2 separate regions of the Homo sapiens genome follow, and region 2 is linked to region 1. A link is a loop called in an ENCODE intact Hi-C map of the cell type or tissue named here. Cell type or tissue: heart right ventricle. All regions are shown on one strand. Each heading gives the region's core, and the rest is flanking DNA. Links, peaks and the distances in the headings are about the cores only.

Region 1 (5,388 bases), core at 174-5,173:
TAGTTTAAAGGATTATTTTACCTATTGCTTGTGCAAGGATGTGTGAAAAAATTAAATTCTTTTAAATACACTGTAGGCTGCTTTGAACATTGATTTTTGTCTCATTTATTCATTGATTTAAAAATATCTACAGGCCAGGTGCAGTGGCTAATGCATGTGATCCCAGCACTTTCGGAGGCTGAGGCGGGCAGATCACCAGAGGTCAGGAGTTCGAGACCATCTCTACAAAAAATACAAAACAAAACAAAACAAAACAAAAAAATTAGCTGGGCACGGTCATGGGCACCTATAACACCAACTACTCAGGAGGCTGAGGCAGAAAAATTGCTTGAACCCAGGAGGCAGAGGTTTCAGTGAACTGAGATCATGCCACTGTACTCCAGCCTGGGTGACAAGAGTGAAACTCCATCCCAAAGAAAAATAAATAAAAATATCTACTAAGTTCCTACTAGGCCCAAGTGCTATATTCTGAGTGCTGTATATATAGTGATAGACAAGACAGATAAGATCCCTGGCCTCAATGAGAAAGGTGCTAAGAAGAAAAAATAAGACAATGGGATATTGAATAGAGCAGTAAGGATGCTTCCTTTCCCAAGTTATAGAAAAAAATAACAAAAATTTTAGTCAATAAGGATATTGATTATCTCATACAACATAAAGTTAGGGGTTAGAAGAGTTCCAGGGTAAATAATTCAAGAACTCACTTACTTCATCATTTACAGGAATTCTTTATGCTTTGCCATTTCCAACATGTTGGCCAGTCCTTTTTGCCCGCATATCCTGAGGACTCCAAAATAGCAGTCTCACGGGTCATTTTCAGACAATGATACCCTGGTAATAGGAAAGGCAGCATTCTTTTTAAGCAGTGAGATACATTTTTCTAGAAGTGCAATGCCCTGGCCCCCACTCAAAACATCCTCTGTATTATATAACATGTTTATTCCTAAACCAATCAATTGTTAATAGTCTGAGACAATGATGAATGCCTTAAAATAATCAAGTATCTTGGCCGGGCGTGGGTGGCTCATGACTGTAGTCCCAGCACTTTGGGTGGCCGAAGCAGGCGAGTCACTTGAGGTTGGGAGTTGGAGACCAGCCTGGCCAACATGATGAAACCCCATCTCTACTAAAAATAGGAAAATTAGCCAGTCATGGTAGCACTTGTTTGTAGTCCCAGCTACTCAGGAGGCAGAAGCAGGAGAATCGCTTGAACCCGGGAAGCGGGGGGTTGCGGTGAGCTGAAATCACGCCACTGTACTCCAACTTGGTGACAGAGCAAGACTCAGTCTAAAACAACAACAACAACAACAAACAAAAACTATCAAGCATCTTGCTTTGGGGTTAGAAAGGGTCCAGTCTCCCTTGAAGATCTTGTTCTTCTAGGGGATGTGAATAATATCAAGGTCCTATCATCAAAGAGTGGCTGTAGAATAAGCAACGAAAAGTCTTTGCTACAGTGAGTGGTTGAATTGGAAGGAGTGGGAGATCTGAGAAATCTTTCTGAGATAAAATTGAACCAAGATCTAACTGATGAGAAAGACACAGCCATACAGCAATCTGGGGGAAGAATATTCCAGGCAAAGTGAAGAGCAAATGAAATGGATCCAAGATGGGGAAAAGTCTGATGTGCTTGAGGAAATAAAAAAGACAGTGTGGATGAAGTTCAGAGAATATTTGGGAAAGTGGAATTAAAAAAAAAAAAAAAAAAAAAAAAAAGGACCCAGAAGCAAGTACTAGCTCAATCTACACAGTCTTGTGAGCGACTGTAGGACGCTGAGTTTTATTCTGTTGAAACTTAGAAGTCATTGGAAAATTTTTAAGCTGGAGATCTTTTTTTTTTTGAAACAGAATCTCACTGTTACCCAGACTGAAGTGCAGTATTGAAATCATAGCTCACTGCAGCCTTGAACTCCTGGGCTCAAGCAATCCACCTGTTTCAGCCTCACAAATGGCTGGTATTACAGGCATGAGCCACCATGCCCGCCCAAGCCAGAAAAAAATGTTAAGCCATTTAAAAACAGTCACTTTGGTTGCCATGTAGGAATGAGCCACAGTGAGGCAAAAGTAAAAACATTTAAGAAACAAATGTAGCAGAACAGGCAAAAAATCATCATAGCTAGTACAAAAACACTGTATTAAAGATGGCAAGGAGATGCCAGTTATATTTTGGGGTATTGCTGACATGACCTACCAATGGTTTGTTTGTCAAGGATATGAAAAGAGACAGAAATAAAATATAAGTTTTGGGTTTAGAGCCTGAGCAATTGAGTTGATATTTGCACCATTAACTGAAATGGAAAGTTCTTGAGGAGAAACTGGTTTTGTTGGGCTGAAGAAAATCAATAATTCTGTTTTGGACATGTTGAGTTTGACATTCCGATTACATCCTAGGAGAAATATGAATACAGAATTGGCCAGCGATCTGGACAGGGTTTTCAGCCAGAGACAATTTGGGTAATTATAATATGGATTAGATTTTAATTTGTGGGACTAGATGAGATCATCTAGAAAAAGGGAGATGGAGAAGAATTTCATCTGAGAACATACTAAAATTTACAGTTTTGTCCTATGAATCAAGATTAGCAAAGCATCCTAAAGAGGAACTACCAATAAGGTAAGAGAAAAGCCAGGATACTGGAGCATCTTGGAAATCAAGAGAAGGAAGTGTTATATGATTGAGAGGTAGTCAACTGGTCAGTGCTGCTGAGTGATAGAGTGAGAGAAAGACATAGGCTTTGGAAAATGGAAGTTGTTGAAGACTTAGATAATAGCCTTTAACTTAGCGAACTCTGTGTAAATAGTTGTTGAGTTAAAATGCTATTCTGGTCTGTCTTATTTTTTTATCTCAACACTGTCCCAAATTCCAATTATGATAAATATCTAAAATATAAACATTTTTAATACAGCATAATACATATTTTGCTTTAATGTGGCCTTGATGATTAGCCATTCTTAAAAAGACTTGATTAAACATATTGTTGGGCATAATTCTCCGAAGTTCTCTTAGATTTCTGTACATCTTGCTAGTGGAGGAACTTATAGCCTTTGTTCTGAACTCTTCCTAAAAATGTTTGTATAGGGAACAACCCTGAAAGATGAAGATGGTGTCTTCTTCTGGAGAAAAAACATGTTTGTTTATTGTTGTGTATAAATATATCTGATGTATTCTATATATGGGGGAAAGGCCAGTCATGCTTATTGTCCATTAGAAAGGATCTGTTTCCTAAGCTCAGAATTTCTCTCCAATAACGTAACCCACTACATGTATGGATAGCATCTATCCCATTTCTTTTTTTTTCTTTTTTTTTTTTTTTTTTTTTGAGACAGAGTCTTGCACTGTTGCCCAGGCTGGAGTGCAGTGGCACCATCTCGGCTCACTGCAACCTCCGCCTCCTGGGTTCAAGCAATTCTCCTGCCTCAGCCTCTCGAGTAGCTGGGATTACAGGTGCACGCCACCAGGCCCAGCTAATTTTTGTATTTTTAATAGAGACGGGGTTTCACAATGTTGGCCAGGATGGTCTCGATCTCTTGAGCTTGTGATCTGCCCACCTCGGCCTCCCAAAGTGCTGGGATTACAGGCATGAGCCGCTGGCACCCAGCCCATCTGTCCCTTTTCTAATCTGCCTGTGGGAATTGGCGTATAGGCCTAAAATGATAATACTCTGGTATCAGCTAATACAATGAGTAATAAAGTTCTTTTTTTTGGACCTAGGAGTCTCATGTCTTCCGTTAGCAACCAAAAATTGTGGCAAGCCAACATGATAGCTTGCAAGTACAGTAAAATTTCCCATCCTTGGCAGTACTTGACACATAAATGTATCTCAGTGATCTAAGCTAATGAAAACAATTATTTATTTTCAGCTTATAATATTTAGTCTCCATAATTATTCCATTACATAGTTGTTGCTGTTGTTTTTTTGCCCTGTGACAACTTAAAACATTGTACACTTTCAAGCCTTACCTATATGACTTTGGCTGCTATTTCCACTAGGAAAGGAACTGTTCCTTGTGGACATTTGGTATAAAGAGGTATCTTGAACAGACATAGAGTGAATATTATAATAATATATCTAAAGATCTCCACAGTTTCTATCAAACTTTACAGCTCATATTCTACTTTTTTGTAACTAGAAATAGAAATGGAATTATGATGTTTTGAAATTGATACACTAGTTTCTGTGAAAAAGAAAAAATAAGTACTGCCATTGTGTTGTAACAAATATTGCTTCTGTAATACATGATAGTTTATTTTCTCCTTCACACACTCAGAATAATAAATTACAGAGCTAGAAGAATCTCAGAGAGCATGATTTCTAATGCCTACTTTTACATATGAAGAAAGGAAAACTGAAGCATTAGTTGCTTAGTTAGTTATATTACCAGATTGAATTTAGACTTCTGATTGTCAGCTAATTTTTCCTGTCACAGTGTTTTATATACCTATTCCCTCTGAATTCTGTCCTCTGTTAATCCCTTAGTGTGAAGAAGGAGGAATGTTCTGAAAAACAATGTATAGTGGCAAGAGAAATAATGTGGCAGATAAATGAGCCAAAAAGGGTCAAGTTTATGGCTGAGGTTCCTCAGTCACCAATGGCCAGCTATCACCAGCAAATTCTACTAAAAACAAAATGAACAGCCCAAACTGGAATTTGTAAATTTGATCACTTAAAACAAATCCCATTGACCAGAAATTCAGAGAAATTGTTACGAGCAAGTCATCAACAAATTAGCAATGCCAGACACAATTTCAACATCCATTTATTCCTTTAATTAATTCCCCAGGCAGGTCAACTGAAAGAATAAATCACATGAGTCATTTGTCATTAAGTAGGACAAAAGCTCAGGATTTTGATTATTTATATACATACGTAGTTTTTTCCTTTGCAACATATTTTTTAGGCATTACATACATAGAATAAGAATCCTTCTGCAACTAGACATACAGCAATACTTTTTAATAGATTATAAATCAATTTTAGATTTCATCCAGTTTGTCTATGTTTAATTTTCCCTGCAGAGAAGGTACAAATTTAAAATTTATATCTTATACAGAGTAACATTCTTATTTGTTTATTTAATGGTCTAAGATTGATTATATTTCTTCTTTTGAATCTATTAAAAAGTGAACAAACCTCCATTTCATTTTTTCCTTTTATGTGTAATCTTGTTTACAACTCTATGTTTGTTGAGCCCACTTGATTTTAAGAATGATTGATTCCCTATCTCCAACGAACCTTGAGAATTTTGTTTAAATCAACTCCAATGAGCTTCTGATTTTCCTCTTACTTAAGGGCTATAAAGCTGCACTGTCTAATCAGCAACACGATTTATATCTAACAAGTTCTTGATATTTAGCTGGTAACTGGGAAGTTTATTCACTGCCATCTA
Region 2 (5,388 bases), core at 145-5,144, 55 kb before region 1:
CTTCCTTTTTATAAGGACATGCATCATATTGAATTAAGGGCCCACCCTACTCTAATATGATCTGATCCTAACTAGTTACATCTGCAAAGACCCAATTTCAAAATAAGGTCACATTCTGAAGTACTGGGGGTTAGAAATTCAACACAGGAATTTTGGGGGAGCACAAGTCAACCCATGTGGGTACTCGACAGCAGTCTCATATGTAATGCCTAAATTAGGATTGTTCTTGATATTAACGGTTTGCATAACTTGGCTACTTACAGCTGTTTAAAACTCTTAAACTGCTATTGTGGAATATAATACATAGTAATTATCCCATTTCTTAATGCACGTAAAGGAAAGAGTGATCCAGCATATGAAGAGGCAAGAAGTGTTTCTCAGTCATTGTGGTTTATTCAAGTTAATACATCTACAATCTACATATATGTATAGAAGTTGATAAATATATAGTTTCACTACATGTTACATATACACATTAGTAATATATAATCCAAATTTCCTAAAGATCACACCATATGGCAGATGTATTAGTGAGATAGCCTCAGCATAGGGCCACCACAAAATCTGTTGTCTGACCTGAACAGTTTTGAGAGTGAAAGGGCACTATTAACAATTAGGCTAGACTACAGGCAAAAACCAGAGGATTCACAGATCTCCAGGAACAAGGGAAATTTACCCCTGGACATTTGACTGTACATTACATAATTACACTTCCTGCTTTACCAAGCACTAAATTTAACAGCTTAATTTAGAAAATAATTTGAACTACCCAATTTACCTGTTTTAATAGCATACTCGTTATCAGGAATTAATGAATAAAACTCACTGATGTGACAAAACTTTAGCAAAATGCAAACACCACATCAGGATTATGAGAATCAGCCAGAATTGGACACCACTGGCCACGGAAACATGTATCATGGGTCAATTTACTATGCAGATTCAACTAGATATCTGCATTAAAGTAAAACCTTAGATCAGTGGTTTTCAACCCAGGGTGATTTTGCCCCTCACATCCAACATGACAGTAAACAAAGGGGAAGAGCCGAATTCAAATAAAATGATAGTAGGTATAGAATACACGTTTACCAAATTTGTCTGTAGTAGGAAAGGTAAAGGCAAAGATCCTTCTGCCCATTTATAAATATTGAGTACCTATAAAAAGGGGGAGATCAGTGTGTGAAAAATGCATTAGATTTTGCATATAGTGAGAATGTAACATATTTACGTTTTGTAAATAAAATGACATACAAAAAAAGTATTATGGAGAGGACAATATTAAAAGGAGACACTAACCACATCAACATGAGTCTTTCTAGTCTTTCCTAAGACAATGTATTAGACTGTTCTCAAGCTGCTATAAAGAACTGCCCAGGACTGGGTAATTTATAAAGGAAAGAGGTTTAATTAACTCACAGTTCCACAGGGCCAGGAGGCCTCAGAAAACTTACAATCATGGTGGAAATGGAATCAAACACATCCTTCTTCACATGGCAGCAGGAGAGAGAAATGAGTGCCCAGCAAAGGAGGAAGTTCCTTATAAAACCATCAAATCTCATGAGAACGAACTGAGTATCATTAGAATAGGATGGGAGAAACCAGCCCCCTGATTCAATTATCTCCACCTGGTCCCCCCTACCACAACACATGGGGATTATGGGAACTACAATTCAAGATGAGATTTGGGTGGGGACACAGCCAAACCATATTAGACAATAAGAGTAGAATGCATCTGAAATATTTAAGAGCCTCATTAATGCCAATCAACTAAAGAAGTTAAATATTGTATTATTTCTTCTTTGTAGAAAGAAGAAAAAGAAGCAGAGATACTACTTTTTGATAGAATAAAGCAAAAGATATTACTTTTTGATAGAATAAAGCAAAAATAAATAAATAAATAAAGTAACAGAGATTCTGGGCTTCCATTTTCCCTCATGTAATAGCATTCCCTCCTCACCAATGTAGACAGTGACCACTGGGATTTCTGTTTCTATAATACACCACTTTGTGGTGTCATTCTTGTAAGTGCACTGTCCTATAAGACAACAAGCATTATCCATTTACAGAAAAAGTAGACCAACAGAAACACCTGGTATTCTTTTCATACTCACCAAGATGTTTTTGGTGTATCAGAGTTCAGGCCAGCCCTATAAAATTTCAGAGCCACATATAAGACTAAACATTAGGCTGGGCACGGTGGCTCACGCCTGTAATCCCAGCACTTTGGGAGGCCGAGGCAGGCGGATCACGAGGTCAGGAGATCGAGATCACGGTGAAACCCCGTCTCTACTAAAAATACAAAAAAAAAATTAGCTGGGCGCGGTGGCGGGCACCTGTAGTCCCAGCTACTTGGGAGGCTGAGGCAGGAGAATGGCGTGAACCCGAGAGGCGGAGCTTGCAGTGAGCCGAGCTCGCGCCACTGCACTCCAACCAGGGTGACAGAGCAAGACTCCATCTCAAAAAAAAAAAAAAAGACTAAACATTACATGCCTAAAAGTAAAGCGTCACACTGTCATGAGCCTGTCCCCAAAGTAATTTTACTGTTTTGGGGTCTCTGTAATTGTACCTCTCTGAAAAAAGCCAAGCACTTTCAGCCAAGAAAAAAAAATCTTCATTAGTTTACTATGCAGCTTTCCCAGGTGAAACAAATACCCTTAGCAAGAGTGTGTGTCCATGTTAATTACAGCTTGCCCACAGGCCACCCTGGCAACTGTCCAGCCTTCCTGATATCTACAAAGCATTTTATGCACTATGCACATGGGCAGGATAGATAGCCTAATTTCCGCTCCAGACCCAGCAGGAAAGAACAGACACTAGTACCTTTCTGCTAAAGACATGTTTCACTGCAAAATTTTCCTTCAGGAAATTCACAGATCTCCAGGAACAAGGGAAATTTACCCCTGGACATTTGACTGTACATTACATAATTACACTTCCTGCTTTACCAAGCACTAAATTTAACAGCTTAATTTAGAAAATAATTTGAACTACCCAATTTACCTGTTTTAATAGCATATTCGTTATTGGGAATTAATGAATAAAACTCACTGATGTGACAAAACTTTAGCAAAATGCAAACACCACATCAGGATTATGAGAATCAGCCAGAATTGGACACCACTGGCCACGGAAACATGTATCATGGGTCAATTTACTATGCAGATTCAACTAGATATCTGCATTAAAGTAAAACCTTAGATCAGTGGTTTTCAACCCCGGGTGATTTTGCCCCTCAGGAGACATCTGATGATATCTGGTGACATTTTTTATTGTCATGACTTGAGGAGGGATTGCTTACTGGCATTTACTATGTAGAGAGAGGCCAAGGACGCTGCTAAAATCCTACATTGCACAGGACAGCGCCCCCCGCCCTTCCACTTCAAAGAACTGTCTGATCCAAAATGTCAATAGTCCTGAGGTTGAGAAATTCTGCCTTAGGTTATGTGAGAAAAATTAGTGGTTTTGCATTAATTGTGTGTTAATACTATGTTCCATAGATGCATTTTAATAGACATTAATAGTTATGTTCAGTCAAGTTTCTCTGATACGATTCTCCTACCTTGTCAAAATTATGAATTGTCACCAAATACTACACAATGAAGTACAAACAAGTTCTATAAAATTAAAATAAAATAGTCTAACATTCATCATGCTGTGTCTGAATTTAGGAGAGATGAAGGACTGGTCAGAAATATAAATGACCAGCATTCCTGATATTTTCCTGGCATCTACAAAATGCAAAACTAAATTACATGTAATGTTAATTGAGGATTCCAAAGATCTTTTAATTTCCAGTTTTCATGCATTACCAACTCATGATTTTTTTTCCACCCTTAAATATGAAACTTGCACTGCTTTTAACCTACCACATTACCAAGGTCAGAAACAGAACCACTCTCATTGTCAGATAAAAGCATGAGAAAAGTATTCACAAATGTACTTAACTAGACATAAGGTGGAAATCCAGTTCTGTCTCTTATAAAATGCTAAAAATCTTCTCTATGATACACTTTAAAAGGAATAATTGCTTTAAATGTTTTGAAGTCCTTGCCGCATTATTTATAAACAACAACTTTGCAGAGTACTTGCCTGTGATAAATTTGTATTATGTTTTACGTGGATCAAATTTTTGACCTTCAATTCAGAATGACAAAAAATAGAAAAATCATAGCGAGCAGGAAAAAAAAAAAAATAAGGCCACACCTTTCTCTAACATTGGTTGTTATTATTTAGTCCTTTATGGATAACACATAACCATCTTTTACACTTCTTCAAGTCCATATCCTTCAAAACATCTTTATTCTTCTTATCCTAATGTTCCATCCCTCAATCTAACACACGGGTATTCAGGTATCTACAATTTTATTAAAAAGCCCTTGTGCTTTATTATTACAAAATACAACATACAGGGCAGTTTTTTCCTGACCATGCTCAGCTTATCAGAACTACTTTATTATGCACCACTGATCTCTATTTAAAATGATGACTTTGTTTTATAACAGAATCTAATGTTCTAAGGAGACAGTTTCTGATGTTAGAAAGGGGAAAACCTCAGGAAGCATTCTTTCAAAACCTGCTCCATGACTTTATGCCAAGACATTGGTAAGCAAACTTTCAGAAGCAGATATCCCAGAAGCTCCTCTTCTGAAACAGTGTTTGACAGTAGCAATCACAAGTCAGAACAGAACTACGAAATAATTACCTTTTAAAAAATACAGTCTGCATTTAAATGGTCTACACAGCAGAGATTTATCTGTGCTAATAAACTCTCTTTAAAATGACATCACTAGGAAGATTCTGCTTATCCAATGGTTTGAGACAGAAGGGTTCCTTTGAATTTTAGAGGGGAGAGGGCTCAAATCATGGGTGATACATAAAAACAAGAATTTGAATTTGATCAATCAAGGAAGAGCGTTTGGGCACTGATACTCCAAAAAAGAATAAACATCATGGGAGAAGGGCAGGGAAAGAGAGGCAGATGAATACAAAGCCACATTTCATCACAGTTGATGATTGCCTCCTGCACTATGAAGAATGCTTATATCCCTTTCAAGGTGCTTACCTCCATACAGGGCTTGCTCAGAACTCATCAGACCACAGATGCGCCTTAATTCACCATCTCATTGCAAATGAGGATGGTCAGGGAAGATAAAGAGAAACACACAGAATCTTATTTCAGGACTATCTGAAGTCTACAGAATGATCTTACAGATAATTTGGAATCAACAATTCTGGTCTCCAAAAATTTCCCATGATGCAATAAATGTTTTGGTGGTTTCATCCATTTATATTCCTTAAACATACTTCGTCTTTTATTCCATGGATCCTTGAGAAAAGGCCTAACCATCCCCTAAGTGAAGCTGTTCACAAAGAAGAGAATACTTAATT

What was found. A loop is a pair of places that touch in the nucleus more often than their neighbours do. Peaks named below come from ENCODE experiments on the same cell type or tissue, not always from the same donor. Only the 100,000 strongest peaks of a DNase experiment are listed, where the experiment ranks them.
Region 2: a loop joins it to region 1, with 4 times the contacts of the local background. A loop is called at or near these places in 1 of 110 quality-filtered maps.

Annotation. Positions count from the first base shown.
Region 1 is chr7:82,472,087-82,477,474 of GRCh38, forward strand. No RefSeq gene overlaps it. Among named protein-coding and RNA genes, the nearest start is that of CACNA2D1, 31 kb to the left of the region's middle. RefSeq lists an enhancer at 1-655. In heart right ventricle, for the core only: no CTCF peak of the experiment used is centred there; no DNase peak of the experiment used is centred there.
Region 2 is chr7:82,416,652-82,422,039 of GRCh38, forward strand. The region is part of intron 1 of CACNA2D1 (calcium voltage-gated channel auxiliary subunit alpha2delta 1); the gene reads right to left. Among named protein-coding and RNA genes, the nearest start is that of CACNA2D1, 24 kb to the right of the region's middle. In heart right ventricle, for the core only: no CTCF peak of the experiment used is centred there; a DNase peak (open chromatin) is centred at 2,710.